Linked DNA regions of Mus musculus: region 2 is linked to region 1. The links are chromatin loops, found by intact Hi-C in ENCODE. Cell type or tissue: heart. All regions are shown on one strand. Each heading gives the region's core, and the rest is flanking DNA. Links, peaks and the distances in the headings are about the cores only. Region 1 overlaps Ywhag (tyrosine 3-monooxygenase/tryptophan 5-monooxygenase activation protein, gamma polypeptide). Region 2 overlaps Upk3b (uroplakin 3B).

What was found. A loop is a pair of places that touch in the nucleus more often than their neighbours do. Peaks named below come from ENCODE experiments on the same cell type or tissue, not always from the same donor. Only the 100,000 strongest peaks of a DNase experiment are listed, where the experiment ranks them.
Region 2: a loop joins it to region 1, with 2.7 times the contacts of the local background. A loop is called at or near these places in 9 of 42 quality-filtered maps.

What each region holds. Positions count from the first base shown.
Region 1 is chr5:135,899,874-135,909,866 of GRCm38, forward strand. It overlaps Ywhag (tyrosine 3-monooxygenase/tryptophan 5-monooxygenase activation protein, gamma polypeptide), which reads right to left. Exons shown (of 2, transcript NM_018871.3): 2 at 8,506-9,993. Among named protein-coding and RNA genes, the nearest start is that of Hspb1, 17 kb to the left of the region's middle. In heart, for the core only: CTCF peaks have their summits at 1,027, 1,644 (motif pointing right) and 4,207 (motif pointing right); DNase peaks (open chromatin) are centred at 3,878, 6,178 and 7,608; H3K4me3 peaks cover 1,167 bases; H3K27ac peaks cover 2,226 bases.
Region 2 is chr5:136,040,860-136,050,852 of GRCm38, forward strand. It overlaps Upk3b (uroplakin 3B), which reads left to right. Exons shown (of 6, transcript NM_175309.4): 4 at 903-982; 5 at 2,025-2,154; 6 at 3,076-4,134. The coding sequence ends at 3,235. Among named protein-coding and RNA genes, the nearest start is that of Upk3b, 7.4 kb to the left of the region's middle. In heart, for the core only: CTCF peaks have their summits at 4,186, 4,691, 5,281 and 5,482; a DNase peak (open chromatin) is centred at 5,322; H3K27ac peaks cover 253 bases.

The DNA.
Region 1 (9,993 bases), core at 880-8,879:
TTTTTTTTTTTTCTTTTTTGGCTTTTTTCAAGACAGGGTTTCTCTGTGTAGACCTGGCTGTCCTGGAACTCACTACCAGGCTAGCCTCGAACTCAGAAATTCTCCTGTGTCTGCCTCCCAAGTGCTGGGATTAAAGGCATGCGCCACCACTGCCTGGCCAGATGCCAAGTCTTTGATCCTCAGAACGCTTCAGGGCTGAACAAGGCACACTCAGGCAGGCAGCCCACTTTTCCCAAGCTTTGAGACTGCCCCTGAATGAAGCCCATATCCCCAGCACCCACCTATGAGAAGTCCCCTGAGCACTCTCCCAGACACCCTACCTTAACCAGGGGTTCGCTGACCAACTTCTAACTCTATCAGACTAGAGAAGACATCAGGTAAGAGGCCCAGGTCTAGGGTCTGAGAGATAGCCCAGTTGATAAAGTGTTTGCCTTAGCAAGTCTGGGGACCTGAGTTCAATCCTTTCTGGGGGCTTTTAACCGAGTAAAACTTCTGGATGTGGTGGAGCATGCTTGTAACCCCCACACCAGTGAGGTAGAAATAACAGATTCCAGAAGCCCACTGGTAGCCAGCCCAGCTTACTTAGAGACCAATGAGAGAGCCTGTTTCAAGGGAGGCAGACAGTGCCTTTTCTGGATGCTAACACTGTCCTCCACATACAGACAGTCACCCACATGGGAGCAAGAAGGAACGGGTAGGGGTGAGGGAAGAGAAAGAGAGAGGGAGAGTGAGAAGAAGGGAAGGAGAAGGAAAAAGAGAGAGATCTCTGAGTGTGCTCTGGGCTTATCTTCTCTGCTTCTAGCCTGTTTCCAAGGGTCCTCAAAGCCACTGAAATGTCCCTACTGTGGGACTGACCAGTGCTTGGGCCTGTTGACTGCTAGCCCATTCTGTTACTAGCAGCCATATTAGACCTTTGGCTTTCCCTATGCACCTTTCAGATAGGAATTGTTCCCGATTGTGTCTTAACTCTCCGCACAGCCAACACCTGCTAGCTGTCACTTATCCACTAGCAACCCTAGGCCACTAAGAGGCAGCAGAGGCGCATTCAGGTACTTGTGAGCAGGCCATGCAAACTGCCACTTTTTGTGTATACTTTAATTTTTTATTTATTCATTTTACTTTTTTTTTTTTCAGAAAGGGTTTCTCTGTGTAATCTTGGCTGCCTTGGAACTCATTCTGTAGACCAGACTGGCTTAAATTTAGAGATCTCCATCAGATTTGGCTGTAAGGCATTTTTTTAATTAATGATTGATGGGGAAAGGCCCAGCCCATTGTGTGTGGGGCCATCCCTGGGCTGGTGGTCCTGGGTCCTATAAAAAAGCAGGCTGAGAAAGCCAGTAAGCAGCACCCCTCCATGGCCTCTGCACCAGCTCCTGCCTCCAGGTTCCTGATTTCCTCCAGTGATGACTAGCAATATTGACGTGTACCCGGGATAAACCCTTGCTTTTTTAAAATTTTTTAAATTTTTTGTTGTTCAGGTTCTTTTGGGGGTGTGGTGTTGAGATGGGGTTTCTCTGTATAACCTCTGATTCCCACGTTCTAGAATTAAAAGCATGAAACACCACTATCTAGCTCCCTTTAAAAAAAATTTTTTTTAATTGTGTGTAGGTATGTGTACATGCATGCAGGTGCCTGCAGAGGCCAGAAGGGGGCGCTGAAGATACAGGTAGTTGCGAGCCTCAAGAGGTAGGTGCTGGGACAAGCTCCTAACTAGTGAACCATCAGCCCCTCCCTGCTTGTTTGTTTGAGACAGGGTCTCTCTATACTACTGGCTGTCCTGGAACTCACTCTGTAGATCAGGCTGGCCTCGAACTCAGAGATCCACCTCTTCTGCCTCCCAAGTGCTGGGATTAAAGGCATGCACCACCATACTCAGCTGCCGCCCTTTTAAAAAACAAGGTCTCATACAGTGCAGTGTTGACCTTGCTGTGTAGCTGAGAATGATCTTGTACTCCTGATCTTCCTGCCTTCAATATCACAGACATGTGTCACACTAGATTTCTGTGGTGAGAGGGATGGAACCAAAGGCTGTCTGGTTGCTAGGCAACTGAAGTGTCCATTTCTGACTTAGGCTGGCCTTGAACTTCTGATCCTCCTGTCGGAGCTTCCCAAATGCTGGAATTAGAAATATACATAACCATACTCTGCCACACTCAGCTTCCTGTATCATTTTTTGTGGTGCTGGAGATTGAACCCAGGGCTTTGAGCCCTGTGTGTGTGCTGCAACTGAGCCAATTCCTTAGAGCAGCAGCAGGAAGCCAGTGAGTATCAAGTAATTGTTTGGTTCTATGTCGTTAGCCTTAGTCATGAAAGGTAAGCTTGCTACCACAAAACTGCACCCCAGTTCCTCCCTGGGGGATTCTAGGCAGGGGCTCTACCACTGAGCCACGCCCCCAGCCCCTCCCTGGGGGGATTCTAGGCAGGGGCTCTACAACTAAGCCATGCCCCCAGCCCCTCACTGGGGGATTCTAAGCAAGAGGTCTACTTTTTACTGAGGTAATTTAATCTCCCCTTTCCCTACCCAATTTATTTTGAGACAGGAGTTCATTGACTTAAACTTGCCATCCTCCTGTCTCAGCACCTCCATATACCAATCTCACCCCTGTATCCGGGAATTACAAACCTGAGCCATGAGTTATAGTTTGCTCTCTCTCTCTCTCTCTCTCTCTCTCTCTCTCTCTCTCTCTCTCTCTGTGTGTGTGTGTGTGTGTGTGTGTGTGTGTGTGTTTGGTTGGTTTGATTTTTTGAGATTTCTCTGTGTAGCCCTCCACCGACACTCTTTGTGAGGTAGGTAGGCTAAATGGTATGCCCTGCATACTTAGGACACAGTGAAATGTGAATTCAAACCCTGATTTTTCTTCCCTCATACAAGATGAGGCATGGCTGAATGACAGAAAACTGATCTTTGAGCCAATGAGATGGCATCGTGGAGAAAGGAGCCCGTGCCAAGTCTGTTGAGAGACCTGAATTTAATATCTGAGGTCCACATGGTGGAAGGAGAGAACTCACTCACACATGTAAACACACACAATTCCTCCAATCCTCCTACTACTACTATGTAGCTGTCTATCTGGCTGTCCTGGAATTTGGTATGCAGACCATGCTGTCCTCGAACTCACTGTCATAAGACTGCCACTGCCTTCTGAGTGCTGGGATAAATGGCGTGCACCTCCACACCTAGCCTCATCTCCCTAATTCATGGTTAGAAAATGACAAGGGAGGAGCCGACACTCTTTTCTTCTTCTGACCTTGTTGCAAGCTGATTCCTAATTGGCCACCATTAATTTGAAATCGTAAATATCTGACCAGAGCTGGCTGGGGCCTTGAATACTACAGAGAGAAGAAACTGGCTTCTAGGTCCCCCGGACTATCATAGCCTATCATAGCCCACTACCAAAGGGCCAGCGTGTGAGGGGATGAAACTTGGCATATTGGTCATTCACCTTTGGGCTCTCCCAGAGTATGTGGACTGGAGCACAAAGATGCTGAGCCCCGGTTCCCCAGTTAAGGACACAGGAGAAATGTAGATAGATTTCTTGGGATCGGTTCGGGAAGATAATATGGAGATTAGGGACTGCAGCAAGCTTAGAGGTCAGAGAGTGGGTCACTGTTTCTATAGCAACCCTGAGGGCGAGGACCACCTGGAGCTTGATGCACCACCCTCTAAAGGAGGTTTTTACGCCCTAAAAGGCCAAAGCAGATTATTCGGTAAGGACTACAAAGGAGGAGACAAAGCGGAGTGAAGAGGACCCGGAAGCCATGATAAGCTCCGCATTAGCACTGCGGCGGGCTCGGCAGGCGAATTCCAAAGGAGGGATGCGAGACCCAGCAACAGGCCGGCCATTGGCACGGAGGCGAGATGCTGGCTTGTGATTGGCTCTTGCCACGCTCGGGCTAGAAGGCAATCTCCGTGCTGGGTGGGGCGGGGCTGAGCCGCAGCCCTGCCTAGCTTACAGCCGGGTACCTGGGCAGTCCGCAATGGCCAGAGGTAGGAGAGTGGTCACTCTTAGATGCCTGGCTCTTATGGGCACACGCAGGCAGCACAATCCTTCGTTTCAAGCCCAGGTGTTTGGGAAGGGGAACATGCAGAAACTCGGGAATGGAGATCTCAGATGGGCTGGCCTCGAGGTCGCTACTGTCATCAGGGTCTGGGCTCAAGGCTGGAAGCAAATACCCGCACTAACGGGGACAGCTGCAGAACCGGCAGTACCCACCAGGGGGAGGCAGAGGACGTCGGTGCTGGAGTCATTGAGGGTTTGGGGAAAATAGATCCCAGAAGGGAAGATTCCTGAATCCCAATCCCAGTTACCCCAACTCCAGGATCTTGTATTAACGCTCTACCTTCCTTGGCCTTTTTTCTTTCTTTCCTTTTTTGTTTCTTTTAGACAAGGTCTAACTGTATGACTCTGGCTTCAAACTCACAACATTGCTCCTAGCCGTCTTTGGAGTTCTATACTCACAGGGCCTGACAAAACTTTGAGACCCGGTCATATGCAGCCCAAGCTAGTCTGAAATGTATGGAAGTAGGCCTTGAACCCCAGAAATGTGTCTTCGTTTTGCACCTCATCTTCTCAGCATCCTCCCCCGCTTTTAACTTTGCTTTCCTTTCTTTCTGAGACTGGTTTCATGCAATCCAAGCTAGTCTTGAACATTACCTTGCAACTTTAAAAAAGATTTTGTGTGGGTGTGTTGTGTACACAGGCATATGCAGAGGCCTGAAGAGGGTGTTGGGGTATCCTCTACTGCTTACTGCCTCTTCCGGAGCCAGGCTCTTTTCCTGAACCTGGGATGTGAATTTCCTCAGGTAGGCTGGAAGGCAGCAAGCATCAGTTGTTGACGGTCCTTTGGAGCACAGGTCGCCTGGCTTGCCAGGGTGCTGGGTCCTGGTAAAAGCACGGCACACTCTTCCCAACCTAGCCTCGGCTCCAGCTCTCAATCTAGAACTCAGCCTCCAGCCTCTGAGAGTGCTAGGAATATCAGGTGTACCCCACTTCAGCAGGTGTGCCCCCACATGCACCCTGGTGGTCTTGATGTGCATGGAGTTTGTGGGTTGTTTTTGTTGTTTTTTTTTGTTTGTTTGTTTTGTGACAGGGTTTCTCTGTGTAGCCCTGTCCTGGAACTCGCTCTGTAGACCAGGCTGGCCTTGAACTCACAGATCTACCTGCTTCTGCTTCCCAAATGTTGAAACTAAAGGTGTGCACCACCACACCTGGCTCGATTTCATGTATGATAAGCAAACACTTTACCAATTTGATTGAGCTCCCTCCCAGGGCCTGTTATCCTTACCCAGCTTCATTTTGTCTTGAAACGTCTAAGAGGGGGATCCAGTCCGTGACCACGGCTTAGTCTCTGTCCAATGCCCTTATTCCCAGCACTTGGAAGGGAAAGGCATTCTGACTTCCAGACTAGAAATAAAACCTTGCGTTTTTTGTTTTGTTTTTTAAGTCAATGCACCACATATACCAATGATATGGCACCTCTAGCTTCTGCCCCCACAATAGGGTATATCATGGTGGGGCTCTGGACAACAGTTAGAATGATTAAAATTCAAAGACTGACTCAGAACAGGCTGGGCTTACCCAGCCGATAGTTGCCCAACTCTCGTTTCCTGACCGAGGGGCCAGGTTTCCACCCTTCTGCCCCCCTCCCTTACTTCACGCAGACTGAGAAGTCAGCACTGTGGAGGGACAGCAGTATTCCCAGCAGTTCTTTTGCAAGAAGAATCTTCAACTCTAGGGAACACTCCTTACACACACACACACACACACACACACTCTCTCTCTCTCTCTCTCTCTCTCTCTCTCTCTCTCTCTCTCCCACACCCACCCTTTTTGAGGCAGGGTTTCTGTGTGTAGCCCTGGCTGTTCTGGAACTCATCCTGTAGACCCAGGCTGGCCTCAAATTTAAGAGTGCTGGGATTAAAGGCAATCTTTGCCACCACTGCCTGGCTGGCTGGCAAAACCCCTTCTAACTGATATGGGGAAAGTACTTTTGGAAAGCACTATTGCTCCTGTGGAATCCAAAGTTCCCACACTAACTAAAGCACTAACAACCAAGGCACAGCTTGGGGGAGGGGGATCCCCCAGCAAGCAAGGGCTACTCATACATACCACACAGCACCCGTCAAACATTCTCTAGTGATTGGCTGAGGAGGGGGCAAGAAGCTCAGCAGTAGAGTGACACACCCCCTCCCGGGAACTCAGAGCCACACCCATCTCTGCCTCAAGTGCTGGGCTTATGGTGTGCCACTGCCCAGCTGGTAGAGTGGTTCTTAGGAGCACTAGATCCTGTCCTGAGACCTGCCAAACCAACCCACACCTAAGAAAACTCAGCAACCATCGCGATCCCCTTGTGCAAACCCAGCTCTATGTGAGATTAAAGAAATGTCTAGGGCTGGAGAGACGGCTCAGTGGTTAAGAGCACAGACTGCTCTTCTGAAGGTCCAGAGTTCAAATTCCAGCAACCATATGGTGGCTCACAACCATCTGTAATGAGATCTGATGTCCCTCTTCTAGGGTTTCTGAAGACAGCTACAGTGTACTTACATATAATAAATAAATCTTAAAAAAAAAAAAAAAAAGAAAAAAGTCTAAGGGGACCCAGTCATATCCATTATGGTGGGAAAGAACGGAAGTGGTGAGACTCCCTTGATGCAGACTCACAATGTCTCAGGGTTGCCTGCTCAGAGGTCCCTTGTGAGCACGGACAGCTACACTGTTCCCCATCTTGTTTTTGGAGGTAGGACAACTACAGACCAGCAGACCTACCTCACCTGGTGAAGCAAGCAGAAGTCAACCATCCTATCTACAGGTCCAAGGGAAGAAGCCCGGTGCTTTTTTTGCTGGGTGCTGGCAATATCCAGACCTGTAGTTTGGGCCTTGACAATGTAGGCAATGGGCTCTGCTAGGTGGACCAGGGTGGAGGCCAGGCAAAATCTTTAGCTATTAGCCTGGGTGCAGTGACCACCTTTAATCTCAAGAATTGGGAGGCGGAGGCAGAAGAATTTAAGAGTTTGAGGCCAGCCTGGGCTACATAACCCTCTCACATACAAACGCAGAAATCTGCCTGTCTTTACTTGAGATTAAAGTCAGTGCACACTCACACCCAGCTGTTTGGTTTTGTTGTCGAGTCAGGGCCTCTCTAACTCAGCGTTTTTCAATCTGTGGTCAGGACCCCTTCAGGTTGCATAACCATAGCAAAGCCAGTTATGAAGTGCCAATGAAAATAGTGTTTATGTCACAGCATGAGGAAATGAAAGGGTCACAGCATAAGGAAAGCTTAGAACTGCTGTCCTAAGCCCAGTTGGCTTTTCCCTGCCCATAGATACCCAGTTGATCACAAGAGGCCAAATTTGTGGCTCTTCAGATCTAACTGTAGGCTGCCATGGCAGAGCTAGGAAAACGACAGCGGCAGGCCCACCAGGCAAGTTGTCTGTCAGACCTCGGCTGAATTCAGATTCATCTGGTTATTGAATGTCAACTCCCAGAAATAGAGACTGCTGTTAGCGGGGTTAGTTTTCGGCGGAGGCCGTTCCCCCAAGCTTGACTGAGGCCCAGACTGCCGTTCTTGGCCACCCGATCACCCTGTGAGTCAACAGCAGGTTCAGCTGACCAGTGTCAAGGCCAACACATGTGGTAATCACGCATAAATAGAGTGAGGAGAGAGCAGTAACAGGAGCATATGTCCCGGGCAGAAAGAGCCTGCCGTGCTCCCACCTCCAGAGTTCTTGGAAGGAGCAGTACTCAGATAGGGAGGGTCCCAAGTACGTGGGTAGGTCACTCCACTAGCACCACTCCCAACTCCTGCCACCACCCTTTCTGTATTGCTTTTACTCCCCCCTTTTTAAAGACAGGCTCTTCCTATGTTGGTCACCCAGCCTGGCTTTGAACTCAAGACCTTACTTTAGCATCCAGGGTGCTGCTATGTGCCTCTTGGTTATTACTACATTCTCCCCCCACTCCTACAACACAGGGTTTCTCTGGGCAACCCTGGCTCTCCTGGAATTTGCTCTTGTAGACCAGGCTGGTCTTGAACTCAGAGGTGCAAGCCTATACATACTCCAGCTCTCCGGTGGCAAGCTGATCTTTCAGCTTACTCTGCCTGGGTGACAGTGAGCCTACCAAGCTCCACTCTTCAGTCATATCAATCCCTCCTAAATGACACATTAGCGGACCCAGCACAAGCCCTGGGGATGTGACATGACTGCGAAGCACCTCAGTCAGTTGTCTCACTGTATAATAAATGTAAGCTGGCCCTGAATTTGTGATCCTCCTGCCTCAGAGTATCAAGTACTGGGATCACAGATGTAAAACCACCAAACCAACTTGCTCCATCTCCACTCCCACCCCCCAGCCCCTACAAACTGTGCCAGGAAGTCAAATCTAACCCTCCCACCTGCTAGACCAGAGCTGAGCCTCTGAGCCCCAACCCCCGCCAGCCTCACTCCCCAGTGGAGGTGGAGGACGCCCACCGCCAATCACATTGTCAAAAACACAGCAGTTAAACGCTATTAAATGAAGCTGGGCACCGCCGACATCAGATCTGTAAGTTTATTTTGCTCAATGTACGACGGCTACATAATGACTCACATTCATGAATATTCCATCACTGAGGAAACTGCTAAGAATGGTCCGTGTGCGAAATAATTCCTTAGCGAAACACGGAGTTGGGGGGGAAAAAATCACTTGATTAGACCTTAAAAATATTTTCACTGCATAACATGACAAGAAAGCACAGAGGCGCGTTCTGAGAACGTCCGCGCGTTCTCCTGCACTGCGATAGTTATAGTTTCACCATGACAAACACCAGACATTATTAAGAGTAAGCTAACACTGGTGTTTCTTTTGTCCCCTCCCCCCTGAAAAACAAAATATAGAACTGCATGTCACTATAGCAACATCCAAAACAGATCAATCTGTTACAATCACTATTTGGTAAAGCAAACTTTACCCCTGAAAGGAAAAAATTAAATTAAAAAAAAGAAGTTTAAAAAAAAAATTGAAGTCTTAAGTTTTTTTGTCATAGGATACATAACACCTACAGTGTAAGGTAATAAATGTCAAGCTACCGTATAGAAATACAACACCAGCATGCACAATACTGTATCAATAGGATGGAGGAGCAGCCGCGCGGCACTGGGGACAGCATCAGAGGCAGGCACACTTCTCAACAGTAAAGGAAGGAGAAGGAACCAAGCTCACGGCAGGTCTCCCGCTCTCCCTCTTCAGTTCTACCCTCACATGACTGTTCTAGAACACAGCAAAGGTCAAGGCTGAAATGTAAAGAGAAACTAGGTTTTGCAATTCCAGTAGGTCATTTCCAAACAGTACAAGCGGGACACAGACACGCTCACTGCGGACAAGGAGACAAACCCCCGGGCGAAGCCTCTCCGGCCCCTCTGTCCACTCTGGTGGCCAAGCTTCCTCTGCTGCGGCCTTGCGCGGTCTCGGTTAGGGGGTGCTGGCACACTAGCATGGGGAGGGGCTCCGAGAAAGGGCATGCTGGGACTGTGCAGAGGGGCGTCATCCTTCCGCAGCCACGGCACCAGCTCAAGTGGGCGACAAAGTGGCTGCTGGGCCTCTGAAGACAAGTTAAGCAAGTTTGGGGCGCTGCCCGTCTTGGGAACCCACGAGACCATGAGTTCTCCAGAAGACATAAACTGCACACTCTGCATGCAACCGGGCGTGTTTATGGAAAGGGCTATCCACAGTGAGAATGAGGGACCTAGGGCTGAGACGGACCATGTAGGACATAGCAGCAGAGCTTCCTTCAATGTCACATGTGCAGCGACCTCATGAGAGAGAAGCCAATCTCAACAACTACGATTTCATTCAAAAAGGGGAAACCAGGAAAGCTTAGGTCAAACAGGGTGAGCATGGCCTCCTGCCGAACCTCGGCTACCCTCCACTAAGCACTTGGGAAAGGAGTGCCGGGGCTGGAGGGAGGCAGGGACAACTGGCTTAGGGACCAGGCTGCCTCAAGTGAACTGCCTCT
Region 2 (9,993 bases), core at 769-8,768, 140 kb after region 1:
AACAAATAACAAACAAACAACAACAAAACCCAGATGTGTTCTAAGAGGGGAATGTGGATTTCTGCGTGAAACCAGTTACTGGTCTCAAGAGGATCTGACAGAATTCCCAACCCATAGCAGAGATGAAGAAACAAGGCCTGCTGTGCTAGGATTCAAACAAGGTTCTCTTCAGTGTTCATCACCAGATGAAGAGCCCAGGTGCCCTCAGAGAGACTCCGTAGTGGGGAGCCTAGACTTCGGGGTGATGTCTCCCTCTGATTCCTTTATCCAGGCTGGCAATAACGTCTTCCTCACAGCCATTCTGCCCTGCCCCCTTTCCCATCAGCCACTAGTGCTGGCTTCCCTCCATCTGTCTGTTGGGCCCACTCTGTTCTCTTCCTAGAGCTCCCACCCCTGAGAGAGAATAGCATAGTGCCAAGTATTCCCTCCCTGCTCTCCAGGCCCTAGGGGCTCCCAACAGGCCCTGACCACACCCTTAACTCCACCCACATGCCTTTGCCAGGGCTCCTAATTTGAAACCTACCCTCTTCTCAGAATGGTTGGCCCCACAAACTCCATAGACCTAAACTTCTATTTTGTTGTGCTGGTATTGAGCTCAAGAGTTTGAGCCACGCCCCCCAGCCCCTCCCTTGGGGATTCTAGGCGGGGCTCTAGCACTGAGCCACACCCCAGCCCCTCCCTGGAGGATTCTAGGCAGGGGCTCTACCACTGAGCTATATCCTCAACACTTTGTTTTACCTTTTATTTTGAGACAAGGTCTCTCAAAGTTGCCAGGCAGCCACTGAACTTGTGGTTCTCTTCCCACAGCTTACAGAGTACCTAGGATATCAGGCCTGTGCTGCCATGTTCACTTAAGACATCCGAGTCTTACTCTTGACCCCATTGCTTTCCTGTCTCTTCAGTGTGAAGTTCCTTGTAATGGATGCCGCCGGCCCACCCAAGGCTGAGACGAAGTGGTCCAACCCCATTTATCTCCACCAAGGTAGACTGGGGTGAGGGATCTAAGACTGACGAAACTCACGCCCGAAACTCTTGCTGAAGGGTGGGACTTGGGTCAGCTACATCACAATAGAACCAAACCTTTTTCCCTTAGTACTAAGCGTTGAAGCTTATGCAACCAGGGAAGTACTGTACTACACCAATCCATGGCCCTACCCCCTCCCTGGGGGATTCTAGGCAGGGGCTCTACCACTAAGCCATGCCCCCAGCCCCTCCCTGGGGGATTCTAGGCAGGGGCTCTACACAGAAGTACAATCCCAGGCCTCTTTTTTTTTTTTTTTTTTTTTTTCGAGACAGGGTTTCTCTGTATAGCCCTGGCTGTCCTGGAACTCACTTGGTAGACCAGGCTGGCCTCGAACTCAGAAATCCGCCTGCCTCTGCCTCCCGAGTGCTGGGATTAAAGGCGTGCGCCACCACGCCCAGCTCCCAGGCCTCTTTTTTACTTTACTTATTGAGATAGGGTCTAAATTGACCAAGCTGACTTTGAATCTCTGTAGCCCAGGATGGCCTGTAACTTGGGATTCCCTGCCTCATCCTCTCAAGTAACAGATTACAGGTGTGCCCGACAAGTTCCATCTTGACAGCTATCCACTCTTGCTTGGGTGTCCAGCCCCATTCTGCCCCAGGTTCTCTCTACTGTGTGCAGGGAGAAAGACCCAAGCATCCTTCTCCACCTAAAGGCCATGTTGGGGGTGGCACTTCCTTCAGAATCGGGCTACCAAGGCAGTTGGGTAAGGCGACAGGTGACTGTCATCTGAAGGCCTTCAATTCCAGGCTGTAGGGAGTAAGACCAGGTGATGAGGTGAATCCTGAGATCTGCCTGTGGTAGGGAACTGGAGGGAATGTTCTAGAAGGTGAGTCTAGTGTAGAAGAACCAGCAATGGCTGATTCAGGCTGGGGGGGGGGGGGAATGGCCAAGATAGATTGGCTCAGCAGGCTCTCTGGGGCCGTGGGGCAGCCAAGTCTTGAGCGCTGAGCTTGAGTGGGGAAGGTCAGCAGCCTCTGAATGGTTCCTGTGTGTGCAGGAAAGAATCCCAACTCCATTGACACATGGCCTGGCCGACGGAGCGGCTGTATGATCGTCATAACTTCCATCCTCTCTGCCCTGGCCGGCCTCTTGCTCCTGGCTTTCCTGGCAGCTTCCACTACGCGTTTGTAAGTGATGGCGACACCCCTCAGGCGCCTCTCCCCTGCCCGGATCCCTAGATCCAGAAAGCCTCTCCTGACTCCCTTCCACTCTGTGTCTGTCACCTGGGTGGCAGTTCCTCTGGAGTCAGGGGCAGAGTTTTTCCCCTGGGCTTTGTCTTTTTTCCATGAGCCCCTGGAGTGTCTTGGTAACTGCCGTTAGGGTAGGTTATCCCGGTATACCTGGACGAGGTGCCTCTCTAGCTGGCTCCAAAACAGAGGGAAGGGGGACTGGGGAGACACTTTAGTGAGCGAAGTGCTCCCTGCACAGACAAGGACCCAAATTTGAACCTCCAGCACTCACGTAAAATCCAGATGTGGTCGAGCGAGTCTGTAACCTAACTCATGGGGAGTGGCAGGAGGATCCCTAGAATCTGTGGCCAGCCAGTCATTAAAGGTTATAGTCAAAGACCCTGGCTCAAAAAGGTAAGATAATGTTGGCAGGATGGCTCAGTGGGTAAAGCCTCTTGCTACCAAGCCTGATGACTTGAGTTTGATCTGTGGGACCCACATGGCAGAGAGAACTGTCTCATGCCAATTGTCCTATGTCCTCCATATGCACCCCGTGGCATGTGCACCCCGCTTCCCGCCCCCCAACAGAATTTTTTTCTTAGAGGTAAGGTATAGTGATAGAGGAAGACACCCAACCCAACCCAACTTCCACACAGGCATATGCATGTGTGTGTGTGTGTGTGTGTGTGTGCACGCGTGCGCGCACCCCCATATACCTATGCACTACATATTTCATGTAACAAATAAAAAAGAGGACAGGTGAGGAGATGAGGGGATAGGCTGACGGGTAAAGATTCTGGGGAAGGGACACAGCTAGAATGTGATGGCCTCTGGTTAGGGATGTAACGTCGTCCCCCCCCTTTCTTCTCTCCCCTGCAGCTCCAGCCTGTGGTGGCCCGAGGAAGCTCCTGAGCAGCTGCGGATTGGCTCCTTCATGGGAAAACGTTACATGACTCACCATATCCCCCCCAGCGAAGCTGCCACACTGCCGGTGGGCTGCGAGCCTGGCCTGGACCCCCTTCCCAGTCTCAGCCCGTAGCCTGGTCTCTGTAGCTTGGGCCTGGGGTGAGGGGCAGAGAGCAGATGTGCAGGTCCTGTGGGGTGGGGGTGGGGGTCTTGCATCTGCACAGCCCCTTCTATCTGCCTGGCTGTTTTATTTCTGCTTTTGCCCCTCACTAGGCTCTGTCTGTAAGTATGCTTGCAGGTGGTCAAGGTCAGCTTGGCCAACTTAACCTCCTTCATGTAAGGCTAGAGGAGGTGGCCAGTTCATCTTCACCTTAGCCAGACTTCAGAGAACGCAGCAGGACGGTTGACACAAGCTACGATCCCCACACTTGGGAGGCTGAAGTAGGAGGGTCATGTACTTCAGGCTAGTCTGGGATATCTGGCAGGAGCAGGTCTCAAATGAAACAAACCAAAACAAAACAAAAACACACAACCCGGTAGGCAGCCTTGTTGGGCAGTCAGTAGGTTGGGCTGGGCCCATCATGAGTTATATGAGGTTCAGGCCACCTTCCGTCTGACCCAACAACCAGGGGTGGGGTGCAGTTACACAAATACCACTTTCGTCCCCCTCGCTCTTTCTGAGGATGGGTCTCACCAAGTGTACTGGTTAGAGAGTGTAAATGGCTATTAATGACAGTCGGCTACCTAGCCCAGCCCCTGTGCACACAGAGAGATGGTTCTGCACACTTCTCGGCTCACTCAGCATCATTTATTGTGCATCTGGCATTCTGCACCACATACAGTGTTAGACACGGCCTCGGGGAAAGCTGATTGTAACTTTGGAGGACTCTACCTTGCTTTGAATCGCAGACTGACACCTGTCCAGATGTGGGATCTATTACTGCTGGGGAGATGTCATGCTCTCAAACTATCCTCGGAGTCACTCTCCCAATTACCATAGTGGGCTCTTTGAGACCCACTGTACACTCGATCAAAGGAAAAGCTCTCCAGGACAAAGCCAGTGGTTCCTGCCATCACCATGCGGGGGCGCCCGCGAGTTGTAGCCCCGTGGCAGCAGGGCCTTGCGCATGCACTCCAGTTTACTGCTCCATCTGCATTCCTGTCCTGTCAGGGGTCAGGGAAGAATGTATTTCCGACTCATCCAGGCTGAGCCTGCAGAGGTACCAAATTTTCTTTAACGGCGACCCTTGCCTGCCCTCACTGTTCAGCCACCCTACCCCATGTCCCACGGGGCTTGTCTGATCAAGCTTTTTGGAAGTTAATAAATGTTACTATGGCAGGAGTGTTGCTCAGGCTGGCTCTGCGACAGGAGCATATGGTGGTGCTCTGGCGCTGCCTCTTACGGGTCCTTTGATTGCCGCCAGTTTGTGCTTTGGAATAACAGAGAAACGTGCTCACTTTTCAGAATCAAGCGGCCACAGCCACTCTCCCTCCTGGCACAGGCCTCAGTGGCAGATCTTTATCAAGTCGGTGAACCTCTGCCTCTGAGTTCTAGTCCCCATCTTGCCGAACCCCCAGCATGCAGGTGACCCCTAGAGGTGTAGATAGAAGCTGCACCCAGCCAAATGCTCCAGTGGCCAGAGAAACGTGCGTGGAGCAACTTTTGAAATTGGACCAGATGAGAGCAGAGGGCCCTGTGGACCAGGAGAGGGCTAACCTGCCTTGGCGTTGGGAAAGAGATACTCGGTCCCCCACACCCACACAACTTGTCCCAGCACCCGTCCTTGTTTCCTTGACCACTGGTATTTGCTGAGTTAAAAGATGAATGAAGGGCCTGTGAGATGCCATCAAGTCGACTGACATGAATTCATGAATTGTTCTCACGTGGGAGGAGAGAACCAGTTCTGGCAAGTTGTCCTCTGACCCTGACCTCTACAAAAATAAGGCACGTGTGCTCCCCCCAAACCTCCCCATCCCCTTGTCCTCTGCACCCCGACACCTGCAAATGCAAGATAATTAACAGGTCTTTATTTTTCAGGTGTATTTTAAATTTTATTTTAAAGTGTATGATTTAAGATTTATTTTAAAGAGCTAAAGGTTCAGCTAGACTTGCGAAAGGATCCCCAGACTTTGTGATCCTGGTGCCCCGTGGCTTGCTGTAGGTACTTTTACAGTCTGTGGTGATTCCCGCCGCCGCCACACGGGGGCGAGAGTATGCCTTTGCAATCTCTACAAAGTCCTGAAAGGGAAGAAAATGGAAAACAGCAGGCTTGGCCCGCATGGGCGGAGTGGGGTGGAGGGGATGGGGTCAGGGTTAGGGTGGGAGTGGGAGAGGCAGTGGGATGTCAGTTGGGGCCCCGAGGCTGGAGAATTGCTGTGATTTTTTTTTTTTTAAATTACTGTGATTTTGAGGCCAATACTTTAGAGATGGATGGGGAAACTGGAGGACTGGGAGTTAAAGACTGTTGTCATATTTACAGTCTGAGGCTCTGCCTCAAAAACACAAAATTAAACACATGCACACAGGAATGAGAATGGAGATCTTCATGCACCTAACACCAGGGAGAGTTCCATCACATTCCCAGAAAAAGGAGTTCTGGGGGTGCGGGTGGGGGTGGGGGGTGTCGTGTGTGTGTGTGTGTGTGTGTGTGTGTGTGTGTGTGCGTGCTGAGACAAGATCTTGATATGTTCGCTCACTAGATCTTGAACTCTGTATGTTCCTTTCTCAACTTCTAGAGTGGCAGATATGCAGGGCATGTGCCTGGGGACATCTCCCCACCCCAATAGAAAATAACACAGCCTTCTTTAAAACAAAAAAAAAATTTTAAGCTTTGTTTGTTTTATGTGTATGAGTGTTTTGCCTGCATGTCCGTGTGTGCACTGAATTTGTGCCTGGTGCTCGCAGAGGTCAGAAGAGGGGGGTTGAGCTACTGGGACTGGAGTTATGGGCAGTTGGGAGCCACTGTGTCGGTACGGGGAGTTGACCCAGCACCCTCTGCAAGAGCAGTCAGTGCTCCTGACGGCTGAGCCATCTCCCCAGTCCAGAGACTTGTGTCAGTTGTTGTTCAAGTTTCATGAAGGTGTTACCAACAACGGAGGGGGAATTTACGTCCCTAGCCCCTAACATCAACACAGAGACCAGACGATGGCTGGGGAGGAGGCTACTAGGTGCTTGCTGCCAAAGCCTGCCAAACTGAGTTTGGTCACCAGGACCTACATGGTAGGAGGAGAGAGCCTCTGATTTCCACTCACTGGCACACCCACACACATCTCACACACACACACACACACACACACACACACATACACACGCACATGCACGCGCCACCCCACCCACCCCACCCTACCCCCACCATTGCCCAAGACTCAAGTCTCAAGATGGCAGGCGGAAAGCTAACCATGTGCTATCTTGCTGTGGCTTTTCCCTTCTCCCTAGGAAGAGAGAAGGAGCAAGCAAACAGAGAGCCTTAAACTCCACAAAACTAGTCGGGCGGTGGTGGCGCACGCCTTTAATCCCAGCACTTGGGAGGCAGAGGCAGGCAGATTTCTGAGTTCGAGGCCAGCCTGGTCTACAAAGTGAGTTCCAGGACAGCCAGGGCTACACAGAGAAAGCCTGTCTCGAAAAAAAAAACAAAAACAAAAAATCCACAAAACTTTCCAAAGCACAGCATGGTACATTGGCACAGCGTGCTACTTGCAAAATGGCTGGCCGGGAAATGTGGACGGGGTGGCTCAGACTGTAAAGCCATTTGCCGCCATAGCTAGGAAGCCTTGAGTTTGATTCTTGGAACCTGGGTAAAGCTGAAAGGAGAGAACAAGTTCACATGGTTGGCGTCCGATCTCCACACACACGCAGGCCACTCGGTACCCTTCTCTCCTGCAGAATAATAGTGATTTGAAAGGCAGGGATGCTGGAGCAAGGGCTCAGCAGTTAAGAGTATCTGCAGCAGCCGGGCGGTGGTGGCGCACGCCTTTAATCCCAGCACTTGGGAGGCAGAGACAGGTGGATTTCTGAGTTCGAGGCCAGCCTGGTCTACAAAGTGAGTTCCAGGACAGCCAAGACTATACAGAGAAACCCTGTCTCGAAAAACCAAAAAAAAAAAAAAGAGAGAGAGAGAGAGTATCTGCAGCTCCCAAGCTTGCTTCCCAGCACCCACATCAGCACCACCTGAAATGCAGCTCCGGGGGAGCCAGGCTGTTTATGGTATCTTTGGGCAACCACAAACACATGCACAAATGTACACGTGCGCACACACACACACACAAATTTTTAATATTTAAAAATATTTTAAAAAAACAAAACAAAACTGATCCCAGTGTTATTGCACACATCTTTGAGCCCAGGAGGCAGAGGCAGAGGCAGAGGCAGAGGCAGAGGCAGAGGCAGAGGCAGAGGCAGAGGCAGAGGCAGAGGCAGAGGCAGAGGCAGAGGCAGAGGCAGAGGCAGAGGCAGAGGCAGAGGCAGAGGCAGAGGCAGAGGCAGAGGCAGAGGCAGAGGCAGAGGCAGAGGCAGAGGCAGAGGCAGAGGCAGAGAGGATCTCTGTGACCTTGAGACCATCCTTGTCTACATAGCAAGTTTCAGGGCAGCCTAAGCAACCTAGTGAGACCCTGGGTACTGGCTGGTTTTGTGTGTCAAGTTGACACAAGAAAGAGTCATCAGAGAGGAAGGAGCCTCAGTTGAGGAAAAAAGCTTCCATGAGATCCAGCTGTAAGGCATGGCCTTCCATGAGATCCAGCTGTAAGGCATGGGAGGGCCCAGCCCATTGTGGGTGGGGCCATCCCTGGGCTGGTGTTTATATAAGAAGGCAGGATGAGCAACCCCTGAGGAGGGAGCAGTAAGCAGCACCCCTCCCTCCATGGCCTCTGCATCAGCTCCTGCCTCCAGGTTCCTGCCCTGCTTGAGTTCCTATCCTGACTTCCTTTGGTGATGAACAGCAATGTGGAAGTGTAAGCTGAATAAACCCTTTCCTCCCCAACTTGCTTTTTGGAGATGGTGTTTCATTGCAGCAATAGAAACTCTGACTAAAACACCCTGTCTAAAAAATTGAAAATAAAATAAAAATTTAAGAAGCTGCCTTGCTAGCACAGCCCAGCTCACAGGCGTTCACTGTCACGGGCTCGCTGCTGTGCCAGCCCTGCCAGGACTCTGACACCACTGTGGGATTACATGGAGGAATGAACTAAATACCAAAGGACAGCCTGACGTGCCAGACATGCCTGACGAGAAGCTGGAGATGGCTGTCCACAATACTAGCAGCTCCTGTCAGCCATGAGAATGTTGATTTAATATATGCTAGGCACTGGTGGCACATGGGTGTTGGCAAATTCCTAATGTTTCATGAAGTTAGATCCCTCCCTCAGGTCATCTGGAGGCCATCGTCAGAAGCCACCCACTGGTGATCTCCTGCCCTAGGCTATGCTGGCTGAGGTGTCACAGAGGTGTCAGTGGTCCTGCCCAGAACAGTTAGCTGATGCTGTGCTGGGCCCCATCAAACCCTGAGGGGACATTTTGCCCCAGAGTTCCACACAGCAGGAGCACTAGAAACCTTGGGATGAGTCTCTAGCACCAACCAGGTTGTAAAGAGGTTTTTTACTTTGTTTCTTTGGACGTAGCAGGACAATGTCTTACTTACTATGTAGCCCTGGCTGGCCTGGAACTCACTATGTAGACCAGGCTGGCCTTGAACTCAGAGATCCCTGAATATCCTTGCCTCTTGAATGTTGGGATTAAAGCTGTGTGGATCATTTACTTTTGTTCTCTTCTTGAGACAGGGTCCTGTGATTTTCCTGCCTCTATCTCCCAAGTGTTAGGATTAACTACCACACTCAGTGGGAGGAATTTATGTACTTACTATTCCTCTATTGTGCTGCTGGGGTCTCTACTTGGGCCCTCATATATGCTAGGCAAATGCTCTACCACTGAGCCACATCCCCAGCCCTTTACTGGGGAGAATTCTAGGCAGAGGCTCTAACCACTGAACGACACCCACAGTCTCTCACTGGGGGATTCTAGGCAGGTGCTTTACTGCTGAGCTATGTCCCAAGTGCCAAGAACGTTTTATTAAAGGATCCCGGAGGACTCTATATAAGGAAATGTCATGACACCCATTGACCCATAGCTTCATCGCTCATCAGTCAAAAACAAGTTCTTTGTGAAAAAGGAAAAACATCCAGGATTGGGGGTTGTGGGGAGGTGACTGCACCGTGATTCATCACTCAGCAGAGCATAGGTGTTGGAACACAGGGTGGGAACAGACCTCAGGCAACTCCCTCCCTCTCATCTGCCTGTAAAGGCCCTGGGCTGAGTCTGGGGACACAGATTCAGTCCCCAGAACCCACACGGGGAACAGAGAACCAACTCCTAAAAGTAGTCCTCTGACCTTCATACACATTGCTAGAGCATGTGCATGCCACCCTTCCTCCAGCACACACATGATAAATTAGTGCAATAAAACTTGTCTTAGGGTCTGGAGAGAGATAGCTCAGTGGACAAGAAAACTGGCCCCTCCAAAGGACCCTGATTTGACTCCTAGCATTTACATGGTGGCTCATATCCATCTCTGACTCTAGTTCCAGGGGATCTGATGCCTTCTTCTGACCTCTCTGGGTACCAGGCACACAGGTGGTACCCATACATACATTCAGGTAAAACACCCATTCTCATATAATAAGATAAAATTTAAAACTATTTTTGAGGGCTGATGAGATGGCTCAGCAGTTAAGAGCGCCGACTGCTCTTCCAAAGGTCCTGAGTTCAAATCCCAGCAACCACATGGTGGCTCACAACCATCCATAACAAAAATTTGATGCCCTCTTCTAGAGTGTCTGAATACAGCTACAGTGTACACACAGATAATAAATAAATAAATAAATAAATAAATAGATTAAAAA